Linked DNA regions of Mus musculus: region 2 is linked to region 1. A link is a loop called in an ENCODE intact Hi-C map of the cell type or tissue named here. Cell type or tissue: gastrocnemius. All regions are shown on one strand. Each heading gives the region's core, and the rest is flanking DNA. Links, peaks and the distances in the headings are about the cores only.

The links. Peaks named below come from ENCODE experiments on the same cell type or tissue, not always from the same donor. Only the 100,000 strongest peaks of a DNase experiment are listed, where the experiment ranks them.
Region 2: a loop joins it to region 1, with 2.3 times the contacts of the local background. A loop is called at or near these places in 6 of 42 quality-filtered maps.

The regions. Positions count from the first base shown.
Region 1 is chr3:79,216,582-79,225,834 of GRCm38, forward strand. The region is part of intron 1 of 4921511C10Rik (RIKEN cDNA 4921511C10 gene); the gene reads left to right. It also overlaps a transcript of Rapgef2 not described here. Among named protein-coding and RNA genes, the nearest start is that of 4921511C10Rik, 8.3 kb to the left of the region's middle. In gastrocnemius, for the core only: a CTCF peak has its summit at 5,254 (motif pointing right); a DNase peak (open chromatin) is centred at 5,257; H3K4me3 peaks cover 3,763 bases; H3K27ac peaks cover 8,000 bases.
Region 2 is chr3:79,360,152-79,369,404 of GRCm38, forward strand. The region is part of intron 1 of Gm17359 (predicted gene, 17359); the gene reads left to right. Among named protein-coding and RNA genes, the nearest start is that of Gm17359, 19 kb to the left of the region's middle. In gastrocnemius, for the core only: no CTCF peak of the experiment used is centred there; no DNase peak of the experiment used is centred there; H3K4me3 peaks cover 297 bases; H3K27ac peaks cover 440 bases.

The DNA of each region.
Region 1 (9,253 bases), core at 389-8,388:
GGTCTCAGAGGCAAAATCAAAGAGAAGGCAGCTGCAGAGCCCCAGCAGAGCTCAGGTCTGTGGCAGCAAATGCCTTTCCTTCACATAAACTCCACCAAGCCATCGGAAAAAAAAAAAAAAAAAAGAGTCCATTCGTTCACTGACCAACTGGCACTTTACTAATCTGCCAGTTTCACAACACCACAGTTGTTTCACGCTCATATTTCTGTGTAAGTGTGTCATATGTACCATGTATGTTGTATGATGTATGTGGACTTAAAAGGTTAATCAGTGCATAACACATAAGTATAGAGCATATGTAACCTATGAATGATTACCACCAGTGTTTATTTACCTCAAGACCATAATCTGTAAATAGAGAGCAATGGAATACAGTCGCTCACATAAGAGAATGTGTTGGCAGTTGTTACTGAGCCTGCAGCTCACAACACACAGACTCCAGGAAGGGAGTTACACACTGACTGTTTTCACACTACTAATGCCTGGCAGGACTTTTTACAGCAGAAATTCCTTCTAAACCTACAGAACTGCATAAATTAAACACCACTCAAGCAATTCATGACCATAAAATCCTGTTCCATGGACATATGGATGGGGTAGGGGTTGTTTGTTTGTTTGTTTGTTTCTGGTATTTTTCATTTTGGTTTTGTTTTGTTTCAGGTGTGACTGCTGTATTTTATGTGTATGGGTGTTTTCCTTGCATGTGTTTATGTATACCACCATCATGCAATATCCATGGAGGCCAAGAGGCATTGAGTACTCCGGAACTCCAGTTACAAATGTCTGTGAGCCACAGGGGATGCTGGGTAATGAACTTTTTCCTCTGCAAGAACAACAAGTTCTTAACTGCTCTTAACTGCTCAGTCATCTCACCAGCTGTTTCTTATATTTTATAGATTTAAATAGATGACAAACTGTTGTTGTTCTTGTTCTTGTTGTTGTTTTTCCAGACAGGATTTCTCTGTGTATCCCTGGCTGTCCTAGAACTTGCTCTGAAGACCAAGCTGGCCTCAAACACAGAAATCCGCCTGCCTCTGCCTCCCAAGAGCTGGGATTAAAGGTGTGCACCACCACTACCCGGCTCTTCTATTACTCTTAGTAAGCTGTCTCCAAAGAAATGTGTTTAAATGGTCTATGCACAAGGAGCTTATAGTAAGATGACAGAGCTAGTCTACATTGTTCTCCTACCTGAAAACTGATGTTGTCCAGCTTGAACTAGGTACCTTAGTAAGTAGTTTCTATATGAACATTAGTGCCTCCCCAGCTGCTAACAAGCAATGTGTCATTGAACCTTAAGAACACAGTTTGGTGTTCATCAGAAAAACCTCTGCTCTTTAATCCAAAGAAAGAATGAAAAGGAAGGAAGGAAGGAAGGAAGGAAGGAAGGAAGGAAGGAAGGGAGGGAGGAAAAGATGGATGGATAAATAAATAAATAGATAGAACATGGCTACAGGTACGCTACAGAATACAAAACAAAGAAGGAGCAGTCTGTATTTGAGGTTTTCTCAAGCACTCCTTTCACCCGTGACTAAGGACAGTAACTGAGATAACCAGAAGGCAAAAGTAGGACCCTTTTTCCTGAGAGGCAAGAATTGTACAGGAGCGTGTCTGCCAACATCCCAAAGTAAAACCCCATCCCAGGTACACACGGCCTTCTGAAAGGATATTTGTGGCTTATGATGTTCATTTTCTCTATAGAGTCAGCAAATGAAGTTTTCAGCAAACTTCATAAAAAACAAAATGCACAGGCACGAAATCACCTAAAACACTCCAGTTTCTGCTTTCTCAGGAAACTGATGTGCTGCCAGCTGAGACATTCCCACCCTCCCCAACTATACTTTCTAAGACGGAATCCACAGGAACATTACTATGGACACGAGACCCTTTAAAAATTTAAGCTACTTTCCCTAAAATTCTCTGGACTCTGAGCACAAACAGGAACGTGTTGCTGTAAGCAGGAAGCAAAAATTTTTTTAGAACAATAAGTTTTTCCTTCTACCCTAGGAAGGACATCCGTTTTACAAAAATAGATGCCATTTCAAAGGAGATTAACCTTATAAAAGAACCGCAACCAAGAAGACAATGAGGTTGACAGGCCAATTGGGATGAAGTTTTCCCATGACAAATAAAGTCCTTTTTTTAAAGACAAAGGCGTCCTTAAATACTTTCTTCAATGGCTACAAGCACAGGGGAGCCCCACAGGGAAAAAGATGGCTCCACACCCAGAGGTCTGGACTCACTCCTCCCCTCTGAGACTCTTTCTGAACATAAAGGGACAGCACAGCAAACATACAATTCCCTTAAAGCTAGCTTACAATGGCTTCTGTTTGCTAGCACCAGGACTACAACAACAGTATACAGCACATTTTCTTATGACCTGTGGCACACTAAGGAAAAGAACTCCTCCCCCACCTCCTGCCCCACCAGGGACTGGGGCGGCACATTCCTAATCTCCAGGGTTACATAAGAAAAACGATAGTGAGGATTAGAATAAAGAGGGTAATTATTTAATCTACACTGCTAGTCAAAAGGATTTTTCTTTTAAAAGGTTTTGTCTGATATGTGTATGTAAATACCTTACATAATATACTTGTGTGCCTTGACATTTTTAGACATAAGCTGGCGCCTGTGAGCTCTAACTCAAGAGAATGAAGGCCCAAGACGCTGTGACAATGAGCAAACCTGCGACAGTCTAGAGTCAGGTGACAAACGTCTGTGGACTTGGCCTTAAGGAGGAGGAGAGAGGGACACACACTTGCTCAGACAGTGGTCACAAGCCAGGAACTGCCCGGATGGCAACATGCTCTCCTTTGGGAGTTCTTCAGACATAAATGTCATTTATCCTTCTGAGCAAATGCTCACAAGCAGGGACTCAGAGGGCTGTCTCCAACGTTACTCATGAGGCGTACAAAGGCTACATTTTCAGGGCTTGGTGGTGCAGCAAAGTGCCTGTGTCTCCCAAGATGACCATTCAGTTTACAAGTTTTATTTACAAGGTCCCTAGTATTTCCACACTAAAACATATGCAACAGCTACACTAAGAATGAGGAAGGAGAGAGAACACATCCTTGGGGCCCACCTCTCCTTCCCCCACTGTACGTGACCCTGGGATGTGACTGAGAACATATTTGTGAAGTGTACTGGCTAGTTTTGTGTCAACTTGACACAGCCGGAGTTATCACAGAGAAAGGAGCTTCAGTTGAGGAAATGCCTCCATGAGATCCAACTGTAAGGCATTTTCTCAATTAGTGATCAAGGGGGGCGGTCTGCTTGTGGGTGGGACCATCTCTGGGCTGGTAGTCTTGGTTCTAGAAGAGAGCAGGCTGAGCAAACCAGGAGAAGCAAGCCAGAAAAGAACATCCCTCCATGGCCTCTGCATCAGCTCCTGCTTCCTGACCTGCTTGAGTTCCAGTCCTAACTTCCTTGGTGATAAACAGCAGTGTGGAAATGTAAACTGAATAAACCCTTTCCTCCCCAACTTGCTTCTTGGTCATGATGTTTGTGCAGGAATAGAAACCCTGACTAAGTCACAAAGTAATAAATGCACAGGGCATTTCGTAGCAACACAGGGCACATACCATGCCCCCCAAAAAGGTAAGTTTATCTAGGAAATCAGAACGACTACACCTCTGCCAGCAGAGCTAACGTGCTCCAGAAACATTTACATACTCAGAGTTTTTACAACATATTCGTTTCATCTGCAAGCATCTATATAACCCCTAATGGTCAAATGAAATATTTACAAAGCTTATTAAAGGGCCCAAACAGTTTTTTGCTTTTTTTTTCTGTTTTGTTGGTTTTTGTTGGAGACAGGATCTCACTATGTAGTCCTACCTGTCCTAGAACTCATTCTGTAGACCAGGCTGGCCTTGAAGTCGTAGGGATCCACCTGCCTCTGCCTCCTGAGTGTCCTGGTATTAAAGTGTGCACCACTACACCTGACTTCGAGTTTTCTGCTTTTTAAATTCAGGCTTTTAACTACCATTGTTATTGTTATATAATTTTGGTGTCCCTGTAACTGAGTATGTACTCTACCACTGAGCTAAATTCACTAACCCTTAAATCCAGATTTTTATTATCAGCTTTAAAGTGAAATGTGACCCATGTACAGTTTATCATCTGTAATCACTATAGCTCCAAATGGCTTGGTTGGAAAGAGGAAAAGAAGAAAGAAATTCTTGATTTTTTTTCAAGGCAGCCACCTAATTTTTCCTCCAATATAGACCAACTAGGAACATATTTAAGGCTGGCAAAGCTAAACAGCATACTGCAAGCTTCCCTCTGGCAACCCAAGAGTGTCATATAACATAAAAAACGGAATTTCCTTCTGCTGCTGAGCATTCAGGGGTCCCAGCTCTGGCATCCACATACAGACGCACATATCCTTCTTAGAACCCTGCACGAAAGCCATTAACTATACTTGAACCCACAGACTTACACACACACACACACACACACACACATTTACATGTTAGTCTTTTAGATGTTTAAAATGCAAGTCTCAAGCTGCACTGCAGACGCTGAAACTCTCCTCTGAAGATGCAGTCTACCACCATTCTCGGATACTTTTTCATCTGAAGATGATAACTGAAATCCAGGGTGGTATATGGTTTCTTCTAAACCTCTCTACTAGGAATAACACAGTTTTAAGGCACCACTAAGAAACTGTATGGCCCTGCATCATTCAGTTCACAGAGCAGCAGCCGCTCTTTAAACACCCTTGCTAGCATTATTTCCCAAAACACACCCCACAGAAGCTAGTGCAATACTGCATACATCATGTCTGAGAGATCCACAGAGCACACTGAAGTCATACAGGAAGAGTCCAGAAACTTCTCCATTGCTAGGAAGGGTGAGGGTACCTACCCCAGGCAGGGCGTGTTTGCACCTTCTAGGGGCATCAGTCAAGCCTCTGGCTTGCAAGCTGCCCCGCCCCACACCGCATTCCCCATTCAGGGAAAGCACCAACAATCTCTTCACCTTTTCCTTTCCTCGCCATGACCAGGGAGGAACCTGATAAAGTCTGTAAAACACACTTCTCCCAAGTGAACAGTGAGCAGGCGGTGGGAGTGTGTGTGTGGAGGGGGGGGGGTACAGAGAAAGAAGAGGGTGTCGTCTCTGCTGGGGTACCATGTGCTTTCTCCAGCACTCTTGAGAAGGGTGGGGAGAAGACAGGAGAAACCGGCCTTCAGTATCATCAGAGAGCTTTGGGAAAGGCCTCTTAATGGGCTCAGACAATCCTCAAAATGGCCACAAGGTGGCAGAATGGATCAACAGCCCTTTCTTGGGACTCAAAAAAGTAAATATATATATATATCTGGTCACAAATTCAGGTCTTTGAGGATCATGAAGAGAACAATGGTTTTTGTCGTGCCTCTGCTGGGGGACACTTTAATACCCCCCCATCTGATTCCCAGCACCCCTGCTGGGTGATAAAAGGGATTTTAACCAGCCTCTCCACCTGCAGGGGCTGATACAGCCCAGAGCAGTTAGAACAAAAGCCGAGGTCACTACACCACAGAGGGGTTTCAGGACAGCACACTTAAAAGTTAGGAATCCAGACCACCAGGTCTTTAACAAATAGCTTAAGTATCTATTTTAAATATCTATTTAAACCACGTGAAAGCAAAATACTGTTTTTTCAAAGTTACTAATTAACACCCAAAAGAAAAGCAATCCTCTGGGGTGGTGATTTCATTAAGTCCACGTGGAAGGTGAGGAGGCGTGGTAACCGGGACACCTAGCTGAAGTCACCTACCCTGAGGCCCAGGTGTATCCCAAGGCTTATCTCAAACCTCGGATTTTTATGACACGTGGGTGAAGAGCAATGTTCAGGTTGCTCTGTGGTTAAAAATTCCTTGGATATTTTCCACAGAAAAAAAGCAACCTATGCATTTTCTTTTTAAACAGGGGTATTGAAAGCATACAGGGCTATCAAGATGGGTCAGAGTGACTGTGTGCTCTATTCATGCCTGACTACCTGAGTTCAACTCCCAAGACCTCCCTAGAGATGGCTGGAGACCCCACACTCCACAAGGTGTCCACATGTTCTCTCCCCAACATGCACCCACTCAGACAATAATAACACGGTGTTTTTAAAGTAATCTTACAGTAATGACTGCCTCCTTAACGCGGGAAATACAAACTGGACTTCAGGATTGCGAAAATTCACCCTTGTTCCATTCCACTTGAACTTGGTGTTAGGGACCTGAGACCAGTCAGGTGTCCATCCAGAGGAGGCAGAGACAATGAGACTCAGGGAAGTCTCCCTCTCCAAGGCTTGCTGAAGGAAATGCAAGCGCTAAGTGAGGTGACTAAAGGAAGCCACAGGAAGTTTTGTTTACAAACTGTGCATTGTTCACGTAGGGAAAATCGTGTAAGCAAGTTGTTTTCACTTCTGAAGATTAGAATTTCTCTTCAGAAGAAAATGTACATTTTACCAGAAATTCATCCCGTGGACAAATGACGTGTTCAAATCAATCACTGCTTGTAAGAGTCTGTGCTTACCTTCAGCACAGTGTCTTAAACACCAGCAGCCAACAGCTTCCCCAACCTCTTAGGGAGAAAGCAAACTTCACATCCGATACCTTCATTTTATAGTGTTTAATGTCTCAGCTCGTAAATTGGAATTTTAATGTTATGAGAATAAATTAACAGAATTGAAAATCTATCTGCATTCAACTGTGCTCTCTGTCACTAAGTTCTCACCGGTTGATGAACAATGATATTTTCAGTTGACATTTAAACATCTGAATAAGCACAACCTCCGAAAAGGTCAATCAGCTATGTACACACAGATACACACACGCACACACTCACTCCAGTGAGTCCCGGTCAATCTTTACTGTTTAACAATTAACCAAACGCCAACTTCCATCCAGCAGTTAAAACACTTAGCTGGCTACACTGCCAATCTGGTCTGGCTCTGGTTACCTGTGGAAGACCTGTCTGGGATCAGGTGGGCTAAAGGGGCCACTGAATTGCCACCTCTCCCAAGAGAACCGTGTCCACACCTCATCCATAGGATGCCTGAGGTTTCTCACAGTCCGTCATCTAACCCCAGAGGTTTGATCAACGGCCCTCCAGTGGTGGCATGCAGAGAGGGGTCTGAAGGAAGGGACACAGCAGAGCAGGTCACTGCGGACAAACACAGCTCCTCGCTGCCTCTTAGCAAATAAATGCATGCACTCTCTGAAGGAAGCAGATTTTAAATATAGAAATTGTCATTGCTGTCATTTTGCTAGGACAAAAGACAAAAATAATTCAACATCTGTTTCTCCCGTCTTGCACGATCTGCAAGGTCGCAAGTACCAATAGTATTACTTATTCCCAAACCTCGTCTCTCCCAAGCGGATCTCAGAAAGAGCCTGTGAACGACAGAAACGCTAGCCACTGCTCAGGCTGCTCTCTCAGACCTATCTGTGAAGGAGAGCTGCAATGAAGGAGACAGCTTCACCACACACAGATCGCCACTTACAGAGAAGGTGAGGGCACTCACGGCAGGGGCTGGGGTGGGGGAACCACTGGATTTTGGAGAATTGGAGGCTTATAAAATAATCAATTTTTTTTTTCTAACCAAGCATCCCATTGTAAGAACAGGTGAGTCGGTTTCTGGACCGACTCCGTCACAGTCACAACTCTGAAATCTCCTTTGAAGCACCAGCCAAACGTTTATCCATAGTTCTGGAGACGGCTGTACCTCTCCAGAGGATGCAGTGTGCACTTAACAATCTATGTCTGTGCCGGTGCCCTTTTTACGTGACGGACCTCACCTTATTCAAAACTTCATTCTATCATTTTCCTAAAAAACCCCTCCTCCTCTGAAGGCGACCATTACCAAGATTCTTTAGAAGTCAGCAGAGAGCAGAGTGTCCTTGGAGTGCTGAGTCTCATCTTGGGAAGCCATTCACTGCAGAGTATGCCGCAGAGGGAGCAGAGGAGGAAGGAAGATGGCCCTGCTCCACGAAGCCCAAAATTCTCTGCCATAACAAGGTGTGGGCTGCTCTGGAACCAGGGCTATAAAGTATAGCCGAGCTTGTGTGACAATGGCTGCTGGGACTCAGGGTCCACACAGGCAGGAGGAACGGGCAGATGCAGAGTCTTCTCCGAGGAAAGAATAATCTCAAGGAAGGGCAGGGCAGGGCGTCCAGGGATGGGAGTCTAGGGAGAAATTTCCACTACCATGCAGCAAGAGATGACAGGACAACATGGCAAGATCCTTGAGAGGCTAAAATTATATTCAGCTTTAAAAGCACAGCGTTATTTGGGGCTCATAAACTCCCTTCTGTTGTTGCTGTGTCTACAGTGCCCTTACCTGAGATTATTACCAAGTAGCCCAGAGTTTGTCTAGTAGCCTTAAAAGAGGGGCATTTTTTTAAAGATTTATTTATTGATGTATGTATATGAGTATACTTTAGCTGTACAGATGGCTGTGAGCCTTCATATGGTTGTTGGGAATTGAATTTAGGACTTCTGCTCCCTCCAGTCTGCTTGTCTTCAGACACAACAGAAGACGGTGTCAGATCTTATTACAAGTGGTTGTGAGCCACCATGTGGTTGCTGGGATTTGAACTCAGGCCCTTCAGAAGAGAAGTCAGTGCTCTTACCCACTGAACCATCTCACCAGCCTCAATGGAGGTTTTTACATTGGTGTCTGGATTTCTAAGTGGTGGTCTAAGTGAACCAGTCTTGCTCAGGGAAATTCCCAAACTCAGGACCTATGTGTGGTCCCATCCAGGCAATCCTTCTGATGCAGGGGTAGGAAAGCATCCAAAGATGCTAGGAATACATCCAAAGATGCAAGAGTATTTATCTCCCACTCTCTACATCACAGGCCTCCAGAAAAGCATCTAAAGTGGAATCTTCCCTCAAAAGATCTGGTGGCTTCTTTTCCTTCTTTAACATTGAGAAACCTTGAAACCAGTGGTAGGACTCAGAACAAAATGCAAATTTTGCAGACAATCTGGGATGATGTTTCAGGCAGGGTAGGTAATCAGACTGAATAAGCCCTGGCAGAGTGTGCAGTCGGTCCTTAACCAGACTCTGCTCATTACTCCCTGCCCTTGAATATATCACTCCATCCTGCTTGAGCCTCCACATCCTTAGATATAAGCTAAGGGTAACTACAGGGTCCAAGTTACAATCTGCAAAGTTCTTCAGCGATGCCCATACTTGAAACAGCACTGCATTTCTTTTTTGTTGTTGTTCTGTTTTGGTTTTGTTTTGGTTGTTTTGTTTTTTGTTTGTCTGTTTG
Region 2 (9,253 bases), core at 701-8,700, 140 kb after region 1:
GGCCCATAAGCGTATGCTGGGGTTGTACCTGTAGTCTCAACCACACCACAGACTGCAGAAACACAGACAGGAAGATTGCTTAAGCCAGGGTTTAAATACAGCCTAAGCAACAGGGAAAGGCCTATTCAGAAAGATTAATTAATAATTAAGTAAATACGGAAGCACAGAAGTAGATGATCTAGCTTACCCTGACGTTTCTCATGAAGCCACCTGTATTCAGAGCTCATAACTGCTGAATCGTTTACCCAGCCTAGTTCAGAGAGAATGAACGTCTCTGCCCAGCCTCTGTGTGCCTGGGCTGTTTGTGTGTGATACGCAGATTGCAGGCTTAGTAAAAAAGCTAACACATTTAGTCAGCCATAGTATAGTCTGTGTAGGAGAAAACCTGTGTATGGAAGCCAGGAATACTGCAGCACTCCCGCTTTGTGAAAGGGTGGCCATTACATATGACTTTTGTTAGAAGCAAATAAGCACCAGAAGCCTCTAGGAGAAGGGCAGAAGCCAGTGTGATGGGTGAAAGAGGAAGGGGTAGAGGAGACCCCAAGTGTATGTGCAATTGTCAAGAGTATTGCTCCATTAGCCTGAGTTTCAGCCCTACTTATTCATCTCTTTTGCCCTGTGAAACTGTCACACTAATAGTTATGTCTCAAATCCAATTATTTTAAAAATAGAACATGACTTCACACAGAATTGCCGGTGGTTTCCTGTTTGAGGAAAGAACGAGACAGCTCTCCTGCTACACACACATTTGGCTTAAGTCTCACGACTTCAGTCCACGAAGGAAAGAGCTCAGATTTCCGAAACGGGATTCACAGCGAAAGTGCATACACAATAATGAGCCGAGATGCCAGATTGGTGAAGCTGCATTCTATTTGTTGATATTTAATTTATTTTATACTGCACTCATCCTGTTGGCGTAGTGTGTAATTTGCCTTGATTCGTTTGTGTTGTTGCTGGAATCTGTGAACAGTGTTCAACTTCTTACCATAAATCTCTGACCAGGGACAACTAAATAAAATAAAAATAGAGACTTACAAGGCTGGGGCTGTAGCTCAGAGGTAGGACACTTGCCTAGCACGATCAATAATCTGAGATCCAACCCAGAAACAGAAGGAGGAGGAAAAGCAGGAGGCCGAGGAGGAGGAGACAAAATATTAACAACTTAGTTGGAAATTATTTTCTGATGGGATACAAGAAGCCATTTGAAGTAAACTTCTGGCTTTTCTAATGACACCTGCTGAATTTTTTTACCCCGGAGGACATGGTACTGAAAGACCAAGAGCAGTGAGCTTATATATTTAATATTTTTCTTTGAACGCTTTTCTTTTTGTAAGACACATTATTAGTTTTAAAAAAAAAAACCTAGGCACCACACCAAAAGACCTTACCTTGGGGTGCCTGCATTTCTAAATTAATCACTACACCTTAAATTGTTGACCTAACCATCATTGATCTGATTCGTTGCCATGGAGCTGAGAAGCATTGACCCAACCCTTGGGAGAGGATGTCTAGGACAAGCTTGTTTGCTTTTGTCTTTAAAGAACAAATAAATCCCTTTATTATACAAGCCAAATTATCTTAATTTTCTCAAATGGGTGTTTTGTAGGTTTTTTGTTTATTGTTTTTAAGATTTATTTATTTTTTGTGTGTGAGTGTTTTGCTTGCATGTATGGCTGCGTACTGTGTGCATACTTGGTACCCATGGAGGTTAGAGGAGTCCTTTTGAGTGCCTGGAGCCAGAGTTGCAGATGGTTGTTACAGCTGCCACGTGGGTGCTGGGGTCAAACTTAGATCTTCTGCAAGAACAGCACATGTTGTAACCACTGAACCATCTCTTTATTCCTCCTCACCTTGTAAACTTTATAAGAACATGGTCCAAGCTGGGCAGTGGTGGTATACACCTTTAATCCCAGCACTTGGGAGGCAGAGGCAGAGGCAGGCAGATTTCTGAGTTTGAGACCAACCTGGTCTACAGAGTGAGTTCCAGGACAGCTAGGGCTACACAGAGCAACCCTGTCTTGGAAAAAACAAACAAAAAACAAACAAAAAAAAAAACAAAAACAAAAACAAAAACAGAACAAAAACCCAAACCAAAAACACTGTCCAATCATGGAGAAACACACTAATTGTGTGATTAGTTTAAATGAATAAAGCATTCCTTGGCTGACATTATGTGCTGGACAGTGTGTTAGCAAATATGAAGAAACACAAAGTTTCTACTGAAGAAGTGACGACTAAAAATCAGATATTAATTTGAGCTTTTCCTCCTAACCTTCCTAAATACAATGTTCTTATCAATGTACAGTTTTGAGATAATAATACTTATTTAATATGAACCCAGGCACTAAAATTTTCCCCTAGAGAAAAGAATTATCTGGGAGAGGAAGATGTTGAGGTGAAGACACACAAACAAACAAACAAACCTAGTTTGTTTTGGTTTTTTCTTTTTTCTTTTATTTTTTTGAGACAGAGTCTTGTGTAGAGCCTTGAACTCACTGTTTAGCTGAGAGTCACCTTGAACTTGTGATCATCCTTGCTGGGCCTCCTGAGTGCTTGCGGTACAGGCACGCTCTACCTTGCCTTAACTGTATGTGGAGTTGTGTATACGTTGGACAGGCACTCTCCCAACACAGCTGATGTTCCAGCCTCTCCTCTTATCTTAACAGCCAACCAAGTGCACTTTCTCTTTTAAAATCTGAAGTCCCAAGCACTTTTGTTTGTTTTGAGACAATTGGCTAAGTTATCTGGCTGTCCTGGAACTGGTAGAGATCCTCCTGACTCAGCCTACCAAACGCTGTGATTTAAGCTGTACACCTCCATGCTTGGCCTTCCTAAGTATTTTTAAAGGGCAAAGGAAAGCAGGAGGAAAAACCCCTAAGATCATCTAAGTAAATGATTTTACATCCTCTATGTGACTTTGATTCCTGTGGGCCTACAAGCCCAGATGTGGTCAGGCTTCCAGTGGTGCCTCTGTTCTCCTCTCAGGGTCCACACAGATTAGAGTACTGGGAACTCACAGTCCCAGGACACTGTACACCTACCATGTGACCTTGGACAGGATGTCATGCCTCAAAGCACCTGTTATTATCTGCAATGAGCTTAGCATGAGCTAAGCACGCTAGCACATGCTGAGCTCTGTATACATGTTGGCCTGTCTGTCATCTGACACCTATTACTAGTGACTCAGGTAAGCACCTGATTATCAGGCCTGAAGATAGGTGATTTGTGATGCTGTTAAGGACGCCACAAACCCATTCCTTACCATATGATCCTAAGAAGACTAAAGGAAAACAGGCTCCATTAAAATATCTTAGGAGAGAAAGGCAGGTTTTAGAATCTTGGTTGATAGAAATCCTACCATCTTCTAGTCGGATATCTTTAGGTGTTCAAGGTGAGACATCTTCTTACAGGCAGCATCTTGCTTGCCACTCTGGGTTCATTTCCCGTCCTTCTTTTCTTCCAGGGGTCAGGATGGGGGGAGAACCAGCATACACAGAACCCAGTGTGCTGCCTGTAATCCCAGTCAGTTTCATTCACAGTGAGAGATAAGGAACAAAATGCCTCCTTGTCTTGCTAGCCCCGGTTTCTGGCAATTATCTCAAAACAGGTAGATCCTTTCCCAACACCTACTAAAAGTGTCAAAAGGGCTTCATTGACCACGGTTATTGCCTTTTAGTAAAACATATCCCACAGATCATCTGTCAGGGATAGACTGCCAACATTTTCAAGACTATTGATATTGAAGGAGATGTCAAGTCAGCAAGGTGGTTAGATCATTTATTTGGGGTAACACTTTCCAAAATAAGATAATTTGGGGGAAGTACTCAGTTGCAGGAAGTACAATAGCAATGCACCATGGTTGAGGATTTATTGTTTTCTCAGTATAATCTCTTAAATAAAATTGTAAACTTTATTGGAAGTCAAAATACAGATGTTGGCCTCGGGAAGCATCACAGAGGACAAAGGCACTTGTAATCAAGCCTGAGGACTTGAATTCCCTCCCAGGAATGCAGGTGATGGAAGGAGAGAACCTACCTCCACATGCTGTCCTCTGAACTCCTTGCACAGGCATGCACACATATGAGTGAACAGATGTAATAAAAAGAAGACCAACAGGTATTAACTCCCTATCGGTTGGTATAGAAAGGATTCATTTGACTCTTGCAGCCTATGGTTTTAGCTTATTAGCCTATAATCTTGTCCATCTTACCCTAAGAGCCAGTTAATCAAAAGTGTGTGTGTGTGTGTGTGTGTGTGTGTGTGTGTGTGTGTGTGTGTGTGTGTGTGTGTGTGTGTGAGAAAGAGAGAGACAGAGACAGAGACAGAGACAGAGACGGAGAGAGAAGATGCATTTTAGGATCTGTCAAAATTGGAGGCAGGAGCAATGGATCAGCAGTTAAGAGTGCTGGCTGCTTATGCAGAGGACCAGGACTTGTTTCTCAGCATCATATAGACTCCTATTTCTATCTGTAACTCCAGTTCTAGGGGATCCTGAATCCTTTTCTGGCTTTCATGGGCACCAGGTACACATACACACAGTACATGTAGGTATGTGCAGCTGAAACCCTCATACATAAAATGAAAATAAGTGAACAATTTAAAAAAAACACTGAAATTGTATATTCTGCTGCTGTACGCCACTTCAATATGACGATCCTTAATAAGCTCAAACCCATGCCTGCACCTTTTCCTAAGGGCCTGTCTCCCCGTTCGTGTTGTTAAATTGTACTCTGCTCTATACTGACTCATCCCAAAATACTTTTCTGTGGGTGCAGAGAAGTCTCCTGAGTGTGGGTCTCTAGACGAACTCCTCAGGCTGCTCAATGCAGAGCTGCTTCTGCTCCTGTGACTAACAGCATATATGTGAGATAAAGAAGTTCATTGACAGGGGTTGGCTCATGTGACGGCAGATGCTGAGAAATCTTGTGACTTGTGGTCTATCTGTAAACAAAAGAACCAAGAAAGCCAGTGTTCATGACCAAACTAAGAATGCAGTGGCTGGAAGGGCCCAGTAGAGAGCAAGCACTCCTGTGCACAGCTTCGGTTCTTTTGGGGCCCTCAACAGACTGGATGGTGCCTTCGCACACTGGAGGGTATCTTCTTTGTTCAGCCTACCAATTCAAGTGCTAGTCTCTTTTGTAGACTCTCTCACAGACAAGCCAAGGAATAATGACTACTGGTGATTGGAGCATCCTTTTCCCCAATCAAGATACAATGGATCATCACAATCTCTCTGAAGGGGACTCAGCTAACCGATATTAGAGGCATGCTACTGCCATATATTTGCCCACGGTGGGAAGCATAGTTGCCCCAAGAACAATAGAGCCTCTCCACACTCTGCTACCTGACGAGCACATATATGCTCGTCATTAGAGACATATAGACATATACTTGTCTCTAATCAGAAGACTAGAAGGCTTTATTGACCCACAATTTTTTGTGGGGTGGGACATAAGGTTTTGACACATTGCCTCAGTTGGTCTTGAACTCCTGGGCTCAAGTGATTCCCTCATCTTAGCTGTTGTCTGTTAGAACTACACACAAGGCTCCATTGTACCTGGCTCTCACTGGGAATTTCAAAAGTAATTTAAAATCCTATCATCTAATTTTTCATATTTTTGGGGTTTTGAGGTAGAATTTCTTTATGTAGCCTTGGCTATAGACCAGGCTGGACCCAAACTCAGAGATCTATTTGCCTCTCCCTCTGCCTCTCTGCCTCTCTGCCTCTCTGCCTCTCTGCCTCTCTGCCTCTCTCTCTGCCTCTCTGCCTCTCTCTCTGCCTCTCTCTCTGCCTCTCTGCCTCTCTGCCTCTCTGCCTCTCTGCCTCTCTCTCTGCCTCTCTGCCTCTCTGCCTCTCTGCCTCTCTGCCTCTCTGCCTCTGCCTCCTGAGTGCTGGGATTAAAGACATACATAAGCCACCACACCTGGCCCACAATCTTTTTATAAAGAAATGGGAGCATTTTGCATACTTCAAATTAATGTTCATTATACTAGTCTGTAAGTGGTTACATAAAATGAAATCTCGTTCTCAGCCCAAGGAACGATGATGCCAGTGGGAGACAGGATACGTAGGAATCTAAGTTGTCAAAACTTAGGCAAACACAGGGAAGTGAAGGAAGGGAGATTAGTGCATGACTGCTGACGGCATTCCCATTCCCACACGGTAGATTCTTTGTTCCTGGAAAGGAAATGTTTCCGCCCACATCTCTCTTTGTTGCGATTTCTAGATTCTCAAGAGTTTAACTTACAAGCTAAGAAGCTATTAATGCCACTTTTGCAGAAATAAAGGAAATAGAACAAAGTAGATAAGCTTGCCACGTGGGCTAAATTTAAAAAAGAAAAAACATAAAACAAAATGAAACCCCACCCAAACAGGTGATCCCATGATCCTTGGGCCTGATGTGGTTCATAGCATTCATTTCATGTTCTGAGGACTTGGTGGCCATGTGGAATTCAGGGGCCACCACTGCACCCACCCTTCCATCACCAGTGTGTGGGCCCTGTGTGCTCGCACTCTTTGAGAGGTCCATGGGTCTAGTGGATAGCTGCCATATCTTGTTTGCCTGGATACAAAACAAACAACTGGCACACAAAACCCAGAGGTTGCCTTTTCTCCTTTCCTCTGAAAAGAGGAGTATCCTAGATTCCCTGGGGTGGACCCAAAATAAATCATAGCTTATCACTGCATTTAAGCGCTCTCAGATAAAGATTGGAATGAGTTTGTGGGAAACTTCTAGAGGATTTGTGAATTCCATCTTTTCTTTGAGGGAGTTGAGATCCTGCTGAATTGTGGACTATGTGTGTGTGTGTTGCTTTGTGTGAAGAAATGTAAAAAGCTGTTAGTGTTAATGTATATCTTGTTTAGGATCCTCCTGTATCATTGTTCAATGAATGAGTTTTTGCCACAGGCATCTGCTAACCCTGGGAGGTCTGCGCCCTGGCTTTGAGAAGCTGCAGGTAACAAATCTACCAGGGAGTGTGGTTCTACCCTTATGGTTTGGTGCTCAGGGCTGTAGATGTCCTGTCCCATGCATCTTCATGTGGAAGGCTTTCTTCTTTGCTCCCTTGTTGTCATTTTCTTCAAGTGATCTCAGAGGACAACTCCAGAAGGCTAAGATGCTTACACACAACCTCCACCCTTTAATTCCTGCACTGGTGAGGCAGAAGCAGGAGGTTTTCTGTGAGTTTGAGGCCAACCAGTCTGGTCTACATAGCAAGTTTCAGGTCAGTAGGGCTACATAGTGAGAACCTGTCTCAACAAAACAAAACAAAAACAAAAACAAAAACCCACCAACTAAAAACACTATCTCCAAATTAGAATAAGAATTTGTTCAATTATTTCCCTATAATGATATGACACAAATTAGAACTACACATGCAAGTAGCCACATGACCACTATGCATCCCCTTCCATCACAGAGTGCCTTAATGGAGAATATTGGCAAGTAGAACCAGACATGATGTTGTCATTGTACCCACATGAAAATTATGTATTGTGGAAAAAGCAAGAACCATCTATTATTAGTTCAGAGAACAGTTCCAGCAAAGAACTAAAAAGAAAGAAAGAAACTGTTCACCTAACATGACTCAAAGCAGGTGTCCTTTCTCCAGAATCTAAACTCTATACCAGGTGAGTGGATAACATTTTGAACAAGTGACTCTAACACAAAGCCTCTTTAAAAGTGGCTTCTGCCTGATCAGTGAGTCCAGCATCCTGCTCATCCTAGCAACCTAGAGAGAGACTCTTCTGCATTCAGCAGGTGACTGGAGCTCTCAGCCCATGTCTATCCCTGCCCATACTCACTTCTCCACCTCCTTTCTCTCCTGCAGTTCCAAAGGATGGGAGGACAAGGATAAAACTGCAAGTGAGAATCTCAACCTTTTGTTGGTCTCTGCTACATTTTCATTGTTACTCAGGGGTACTTAGGGAATCTTAGAGATAGCTTTGAATTCAATATCAGAACAGAGCTGATTAACACACACACACACACACACACACACACACACACACACTTGCCTTTGCAAGCAAAATGCCAAATTGCTACCAAAGACACATATGCTGTGATCTAGAATAACCAACATTCCCAATTGGCTTCTGATAAAGTGACTTTGGATTGACTTTTTTTTTTTAATATTTTTTAATTAGGTATTTTCCTCATTTACATTTCCAATGCTATCCCAAAAGTCCCCCATACCCTCCCCCCCACTCCCCTACCCACCCACTCCCACTTTTTGGCCCTGGCGTTCCCCTGTACTGGGGCATTGGATTGACTTTTAAGAGTTAAAATGGAATACGTTGGCCACATTAACACTGACCTTTGCTCTTACCCTAGCCAGGCTAGCCTCTCCAGCACCAGCGCTTCCCCTGGAAACCTCTGAGATTAACCTTACAAGCAGGATGGGCTGTGACGACCTTTCTCGGGGGTCAACCTGACTAATCTAGAATTAACTGAAAACCCAAGTCACTGAGCACACTTGTGAGAGGTCTTATTAATGGGATCATTTGAGGTGGGAAGACTCGATTTAAACCTGAGTCATTTAAGGTAGGAATACCCCCTAATCTGCGCCATACCTGCCCATGGCAACATATGTAAAGGACAAGGAAGAAAGAAGATTTGCTATTTGTTTGTCCTTGTTCTCACTTCACTGGCATTAGAGCCTATTTCTTCCACATTCTGCTGTACACTGGGACATCCAGCCTCATGGACTAAACTATCGCTGAATTCTTGGACTTTCTGTTAGTAGACAGTCATTGTTCGATTAGCTGGACTACAGCTTGTAAGCCACTTAAAAAACCCTTTCACACGTGTATGCGCGTGCACATGCACACACACACACATATTCAGATATATTCTTTGGTTTATTTTTGCCCATCTGGTTTAGAGCTGCTAGCCCTCTTGACTGAAGACAATGTATGTCAGCCCATCTATTATCTTCACTATAGCCCCAAGCAAAGAACCAAAGTCACCCCAAGCTATATCTAGAAATTCCAGGATAGCTGCAATGTATTCAAGGGAGCATCATGAGCTATTAAGCTTAGAGACAAAAAACCCAAATTGTATTTTAATTTTTTTATTGTACTTTAATTTTTTCTGTCATGGGTTTGTCCAGTTTGTGTATTAATAAATATAACACCTAAAAATGTCAGATTCTGAATGTTTAGCTAAGAGACAAAGCATGTCACAGGAGAGAGCTCTCCACCGTGACCCAAATCTGGGAGGCTCAGCCTGTGGGGTGGGCTAGGATGGAGCTG